3 separate regions of the Mus musculus genome follow, and regions 2 and 3 are each linked to region 1. The links are chromatin loops, found by intact Hi-C in ENCODE. Cell type or tissue: heart. All regions are shown on one strand.

What was found. Peaks named below come from ENCODE experiments on the same cell type or tissue, not always from the same donor. Only the 100,000 strongest peaks of a DNase experiment are listed, where the experiment ranks them.
Region 2: a loop joins it to region 1, with 9 times the contacts of the local background. A loop is called at or near these places in 32 of 42 quality-filtered maps.
Region 3: it touches region 1 in a loop (4-fold over the local background); 12 of 42 quality-filtered maps call a loop at or near these places.

The regions. Positions count from the first base shown.
Region 1 is chr3:142,559,784-142,562,283 of GRCm38, forward strand. It overlaps Gbp3 (guanylate binding protein 3), which reads left to right and starts at 573. Exons shown (of 11, transcript NM_001289493.2): 1 at 573-907; 2 at 1,957-2,152. The coding sequence starts at 1,981. In heart, a CTCF peak has its summit at 1,032 (motif pointing left); DNase peaks (open chromatin) are centred at 288 and 1,018; H3K4me3 peaks cover 1,116 bases; H3K27ac peaks cover 249 bases.
Region 2 is chr3:142,492,644-142,495,143 of GRCm38, forward strand. No RefSeq gene overlaps it. Among named protein-coding and RNA genes, the nearest start is that of Gbp5, 3.0 kb to the right of the region's middle. In heart, a CTCF peak has its summit at 964 (motif pointing right); a DNase peak (open chromatin) is centred at 1,218.
Region 3 is chr3:142,617,167-142,619,666 of GRCm38, forward strand. Gbp2b (guanylate binding protein 2b) reads left to right here. Exons shown (of 11, transcript NM_010259.2): 11 at 929-2,010. The coding sequence ends at 1,039. Among named protein-coding and RNA genes, the nearest start is that of Gbp2, 2.2 kb to the right of the region's middle. In heart, a CTCF peak has its summit at 1,399; no DNase peak of the experiment used is centred here.

The DNA.
Region 1 (2,500 bases):
TCTTGCCAAGCAAGCTGCACTGTAAACAGTGGCCATCTCTATAGTTCACCATCTTTATAACACTTTGGTTAAAGACTCTAACAGGGAGCTGACAGCAGATATGCACTTTAAGGAAACTGGGGACTTGTTTTCCTTTAACAAAAAGGCTAGGATACCCAGGGCTTGAGCAATCATCTTTGACTCCCTAAACAAAGCTGGTTCATGTCAGGACACAGTTTCAGTTTCTATTTCCCAGATCCCTGGAAAACACAAGAAAGGGAGGAGAAAGGGCTTTTCTGCTGGGGGGAAGTCCAGTCGTCGCCTTTGGCTCGAATTCACAGCCTGAGTTCAGGTTGTATAATGACTGCTATTTTCTCCTGCTGCATCTGAGGGAGCATTTCCTCTGAAATGTGTGGAGGGAAAGGAGGAGGCCACACTGCTGATTTAGACTGCAGTCTAAATCCAAGAGGGCAGGGGACCCAGAAAACGCAATGACAATCATTGATTAGTAGTGTTCCCTGGTGAGTACTACAGACAGACTTGTGTGCCAAGTGTGATTCTGTTTTCTCCTTTTTTTTTTTTTTTTTTTTGCATCGGTGATGGAACACACTGTAGGAAAGAAAAAAAGTCTCAATCTGCAAGATGTGGCGGGGTGATAACTGCAGAAAGTTCGGGGGGATCTGGGAAATTCCTCAGCTCAGCTGAGGTCACAAATTCTGTTATTTTGTTCAAGCCCTCAACGACTGACTGAGTCATCAAGCAAGGAGCATGGTTTCGATTTCAGTTCCTTTTATCTCAATTTGTGTTTGGGCGGCTGTTACTTTGCCACTTCTAACAGTGGCTGCTCCAAGGAGCCTGGAGCAGTAGGAAGCTCAGGGAAAGAACTAAGTTGGCTGAGGACTGTCCCTGTTACAGAGCCAGTGCCTGGGTGAGTAACCACATGTGTTTCTCTCAACAGACGCTGCCGGCGAAATTGCCAGGACATCTCCATTCTGGGGTGGCAGACTCACCCTGGTGGGCAAGCCAGTGCAAGCTGCAGACCTCACAGGGTCTTGTGGCCATTTGCAGAGCGCCACCTGGCGGGCCAAGCGTGCATGTACTGCTTTTCTTGGGTCTTCATTCAATAACCCCTCTGGCTTGGGAGACAATGACCAAGGCCCATCCTTGGTGGTGAGAGCCTGGTACCCAGGAGCCAAACTCAGTAGTACTGCAGCCTCTTGTAGGGTAGCTTCCCCCAGTTTGCTTCCTTGTGTCCGCAATGTTTTCTTGATAGCAGACATCTGTCCTCAAAGGTGTCACTAAGAGGCTTCATTTTATCTTATTTTGCTGGAGTCAGTCCCTGTTTTATTTATCTGAATTCAACCTCCAATGTCCCTACCTCGCTCTATACTTACTTTATTCTAAGGCGTGTGTGGGCGCACGGGCACGTGTGTGTGTGTGTGTGTGTGTGTGTGTGTGTGTGTGTGTGTTCATTTTCTGCTTCGTTTTCTCTCCCATTTGAACAGAGGCTCACCAAGGTAGGAAATTGCACTCATTTAGTTTATTCTTTGATAACAGCCACCTAAGGCAGTGCCCAACACACACCCGGCAAACTTCTCATACTGAAACAGACTTCAAATTCTCTCAGAATGCCAGGAAACCTTTCTACCCACTTTGCAACTTTGCCACGTGCGTTTTTGCCTCACCCGCTGCAAAACCCGAGTGCTCTCAGTCTCAGACATCAGTGTTGTTGGCTTTCTCATGTTATTTTTTAAGAAGCCGGAGAATACTTTTCATAGTTCAAAGAAGAATCGTGATATATTCTATGAGAAATACTGTAACAGGTTTGGGAAGGCTGAGTTCATTTCCCACTTTAGAAACATACAGAACTTGAGATACGTGTTGCGCAAACAAAAACCGACATGTGTCTGCCTTGGGTGATGACAACAGACGATTTTAAGATCCCATATTTCAGTGAGCGACTGTTCTGGGTTACAGGGTTCTGCAGCTTCCGAGTGGACCATGGAGGCACCCATTTGTCTGGTGGAAAATTGGAAAAATCAGCTGACAGTAAATCTGGAAGCCATAAGGATTCTTGAGCAGATAGCACAGCCTCTGGTGGTGGTGGCCATTGTTGGTTTATATCGTACAGGGAAGTCCTACCTCATGAATCGTCTTGCAGGACGGAACCATGGTGAGTGTCCTTGGGGTGTATAGGGATAATTTCCTTGGACTAATGTAGAGCTGAGCACACTTTTCTAGGGTGATCTCGTGGAAAAGTCTGATCCCTCTTGCTGTGGTCATAAAAAGATAAAGAATATAAGAATACGTTCTGGTGGGGTGTGGGGGAAGGTGGGGGACTCTGTGGGCCCATGCCGAGGCATCCCTTCTCCCTGAGAGACCAGCCACACAACAGTATAGTGTAGAATACAGTTTATTCGGGGCATGGGAAGGGGAGTTAAGAGGGTAGTAGAGGCAGAGAAAGGTAGAGAGGAGAGAGGAGAGAAGTAGAGGCTGGCCATGGTCACATGGAGAGAGGGGA
Region 2 (2,500 bases), 67 kb before region 1:
TTGGTGTATTTTGTTTGTGGGAAGGACACAGCCTTCAGGAAACACAAGAGGAGCATGGTCCTCAGCTAAAGGAGCCCTAGTAAGCTGATACACTGTGGTAAAAATGCTCACCTTAATTATTTTCATTGTCATCTGCTTAGTAATTTTTCTTGCTTTCCGGATTAAAAAATCAACAGTATCAGAAGTCTCACAATAATTTTCATTTTCTGTTTAAAGCATTAAATAATTAGTATTAGATTAAAATGCTACAAGATTGTTATAATTGTAAAACTAGAATAAGTAAAGCTCCAAGCTTACTCTTTTTACAAGGTACATATCCTTTTTGGGTCATGGATTTCTTTTGGGTTGGAGAACCCCTGGACCAAAATCTCACATAGTAGGAAGATGTTGTATCCTGCTGAGGACCACAGCAAGGGAACACATGTCATGATGATGAGATCTTCCATCCCACACGTCGTGCCTCCAGAACTGTGGGAGGGAACTTGTATTCAGATTTCAGATGCAAAAAGTAAAATTCCTGTGTGAAAAGAGACAGTAGAGTATCCCTTTCCAACATGATTGCTCTCGTCTGCTCATTCAGTGACTATGTACTGGGCACTGACATGGACTGGGCGTGAGTGAAGGCAGTCGGGATGTAGCCACAGTCAGAAGTCATGATTCTTGTGCTGCTTTGTTTTGTATTTTACAAAGAAGACATTAAACAGTCGTGCAGAATATTTCAATTTCCGCTAAGCACTGTAAGGGAGCAGGCGATAATTTTTCTTGCTTGTAGGTATGGAGAAGAGACCCTCTATTCTCAGACAGAAATACTTTCCTGAGGGACATAGAATTAAGATAAATTAATTTTTTAAGGAGTACAATGTACTCAGATAAAACATGATAAAAAGGAGTTCTAGGCAGAAGGATTTTGTGTGAAACTCTTGGTTGAGGTTGTGTATGGGATTCTGTGGTCAACTGGAGATAGACTGAGGCTACAAAAGGACAGCAGGGGGCAGACTATGTAAGAAACTGCAGACTGGCTATGCTGAGCAATAGGAAGTGTTTATAAATGTTGAGCAAGTGATATAATTATTCAGTGTGCATGTGTGTGCGTGTGCCTGTGCGTGTGTGTGTGTGTGTGTGTGTGTGTGTGTGTTAGAAGTCACTGTGTCTCTCACTGAGAGCACAATGAAAACAGATCAAACGGTGATTAGCATTATGACATGCCCTGGCAGCGGGCCTATCTACATTCTACAGGTAGTCTAGTCCTACAAAGATGTTAAACAAACAAGCGCTGCATGATAAGAGAGGGTGGTTCTGGAATCCAACCCAGGAGGAAGTTTGCTCTCCAAACTGAGCACACTTCCAGGTGTTGTGTTTTCAAACAGCTTGGCAGGAGTGTTCTCCCCACAGGAAAGTGAGCGCTGAAGCCAAAGCACAGCTCTTTGCAACGGCACTTCCTGAAATCTAAGTCTGGAATCTGAAAGCAACTGGACCTCTGAGGTAACTTGGGCATTTCTAAGAATTCAGCTGCTTTTCTCAAATAGCAAAAACAGGAATGTGATTTAAACACACACACACACACACACACACACACACACACACACACACAGGGACAGCCAACTACAAAATTCAAGTTCAAGGGCAATTAAACCACTTACCCCTGTGGTGTTTCTATCTTGTACATGCGTTTGATCTCCCAGTCTCTCTGTCTCTCTCTCTCCTCCTCTCCCCAGTGTGTATATGCATGCTCAGGTGTCTAAGATGCTCTCACACATGGGCCATAATTAGATGAGGCAGGTTGCTTTTCACTTTGCTTAAGACAACTCCTCTTTCATTGTTTTCTATTGCATAATATATGCCAGTGGCCCCACAAGTTTCCGAGGATGGCCCTATCTGCTTCCTAGTTTTGCTTAAAAGAGAGCTGGGGTTACAGATGCATACTACAGCAGGTAGCTTTTATGTGGGATCTGGGGATTCGAACTCAGGTCCTCATGATTACATGGCAAACACTTCACTTACTGAGCCAAGACTCCAGACTCCAAGGGTACTCTTGAAGACTATTTTTAGACACATATATCCACTGGGAACTTCTGTAGTTCATAGTTCAGAAACGCCTCATGGCATGAATACTGTTGCTGGCTGTGCATTTGGTCAAAGCCTTGGAACCATTGCCGTATCAGCTGTACCCCTGTCCTCCACGGGGCTTCCAAAGTCAGGGTACTATTTTCAATGATTGCTATTGTCATGCAGCATCCCACTGCCTGACCTGGAATAGCTGCTGCAAAGGCAGCATAGAAAGACAAAAGCACTAGCTCCTTATTTTAAAAACATGACCCAACAATTCCTGATAAACATACCTGTAGGCACATGGGAAGGGTGACAGAAGATTATAAATACTGGAAGAAATGTAAACAGCGGTAAAATGACACCAAAGTCTTACTAGAGAGTGTTTTCTTGCTCTGCAAAGCACAGGAAGGCAAAGAAGGGTGGTAGAATAGGGCAAAGGGGGGAGTGTAGC
Region 3 (2,500 bases), 57 kb after region 1:
GAATTGCAAATTCTCCTCAGGTGTTATCTAGGATTTCTGTGATAGAATCCTCAACTAACTTATCAAGGACTATTATTTTCTCCTGTCCTAAATAGAGTAATTGTAATATCTACATGTAAAATGGCTTTTTGCATCATATTCTATGACATAATATTCAGCTCTTAATTTTTTTATATTGAATGGGATCAGTAGAAATTTTGTGTCTGCCACACCTAGAATGCTCTTAACACTGGAAGCATCTCAAAGAGCAGAGTCAGTCTCAAATCTTTAAGCAAAGTGGTTAAATGCTCAAATTGCCCATAACATCTTGTTTTCTGGGCATTCCTCCACATCTACACTAAGCCTCCATTGTTGTTAATGAAACTGCCTGAGCACTGAAGACACACTTGCTTCAATATGTCTTCTGTCTTGGTTACTACAACTGGGACAAGTAGTAAATCCACTGATTGAACACCACCTGTCCTGATTCCGATTCAGATAGTGACATTCCGGTTGGTTTAAGCCCCTCTTTATCACCTTCTTTCATGTGTTTGAGAATTTGCACAGCACGGCTTAGAGATGAGGCAAAGAAGAACAGGCAAGCTGGTGCTGATTTTATACAAAATTGTGTTTTCCATGAGTCAAATGATGTAAGAACTGGACCTGAGTGCTTTAGGGAACTGGTGTTCAGAACTGTCAGTCTACATTTCTAAAACTGGAGAAAGAAATATGTGTGTGTGTGTGTGTGTGTGTGTGTGTGTGTGTGTGTTTGTGTGTGTGTGTACAAGACAGGGGAGAGGAATCATGGAAGTTAAAGAATAAAAAAGACTTTTGAGAAAAATGTCAAAATCCCCCCAGGGTTCAGTGTATCTACCAAAGCAGAGTCTGTGTGAGTCTGAGGAATGTGGCATGGGATGCCTTCTGAGTTCAAATTCCATCTCCATTTTAGGAACAGGAAAGACTTCTCAAGCAAGGATTCCAGAATGAGAGCTTGCAACTACGTCAAGAGATAGAGAAAATCAAGAACATGCCTCCACCTCGATCATGCACCATACTTTAAAATCTGAACAGACTAAAGCTCTCTACCCTGTTTCCACTCATCAAGGAAAAAACTTCGGGGACAGCTTTGGATTGTGACACAGCATGGCATTGAATGAGACTTGAAGACAATGACACTTTACTAGGAAGAAGGGAGAAATAAAGTTCACAAAGTGGAGTTTATATGTGAAAAAAATGTTTGGCTTATGAGGTGACTCAGTTCATGTTTGTGTTAGAAGTGAAAATTCATGTGATTTTTAATCGGGTCTTATATTTGATACTGCAAACATGGACTCTGTAGACATACTAAATTGTATTGTTGGGATTTGTTTTTACAACACAGTGATAGGGCAGCTGTCTTTGGGTAGACATTTTGTATCACATACATCCCCTACTGGATATTCTTAGTTGTGTGCTCATAAGTAATTCAAAGATGTAGCTTGCTCTAAGCTGGGATTGGCATGTTATAAACATGATAAAAATCTGAACATATCCATGGAACACAGCTCCTAGGGCCTCATGCTATCTGCAGACATTGGTTCCCAGGGTAGACAATGGGCAGTGCCCAATGTGGGAAGGCTCTGTGGTTGCTGGATGAGCAGAGTATTTCATTGGAGAGGAGAAGAAAATTCCCCTCCAGGCAGAATGCATAGGCGAGTGGGCGTTGCACCTCCCCCATTGAGAGAACTTCTTGTTTTCTTTCATGCTCCAGCCTACTGTGTTTCCTTTCTAATCTCTCTTTTTATTTTTCAAAAACACTTTCTCCTTCTAAGAGTTTTAGAATGACTTCTACACAGAATGGAGAACTCAAAATAAATTTCGTTCTATTCCTCTGAGGCTCATAATCACAGTGCCAACTCTTGTGAAACCAACCTTCATTTTTATCTTTCTTTTGCTGCTATGACATGATTTGCATATCTCTGAAGATAAATGCCTTTTACAATGTGGCAGAAGCACTGTTTAAGTGAAAACTGTTAATAAAAATGATTAAGCTTACCATAATTGTTTCAAGTGCATGCTGTACATTGTTCATAATGTAAGAAACGCCGCTCCTAAATTTCTGTAAGAGGGGAGGTCATTAGAAGACTCTTAGCTGTCACACAGGCACCCAATGATGAGGGGTTCAGCTCTGCAACTGAACATTCAGAATAACAGTAGTACCACACAGAGGAAATGTCACAGTCACGGGGCTTAGTACTCTTGTGGAATACAGAAACACAAAGATACTTTCTGTATAATTATTTTCTGGTAGTGGCATTAAACCCAGGGCTTTAAAAAATACTTCTAGTGGTACATTAACTTATAGCATAACAGTGGATGGTATAGTGTTTCTGTAGTATACTTTTCAGTGCATGCTTGTATCATGTGTGCTTGAAGAAGAATTCAACACTTGTATTCAAAGTCTGACCTATTGTCTGATTTGTGTTAAGTCCCTGGAAGATTTTAAGTACTAGTCCGTGGGTAAATCAGCATGAGGATTAAT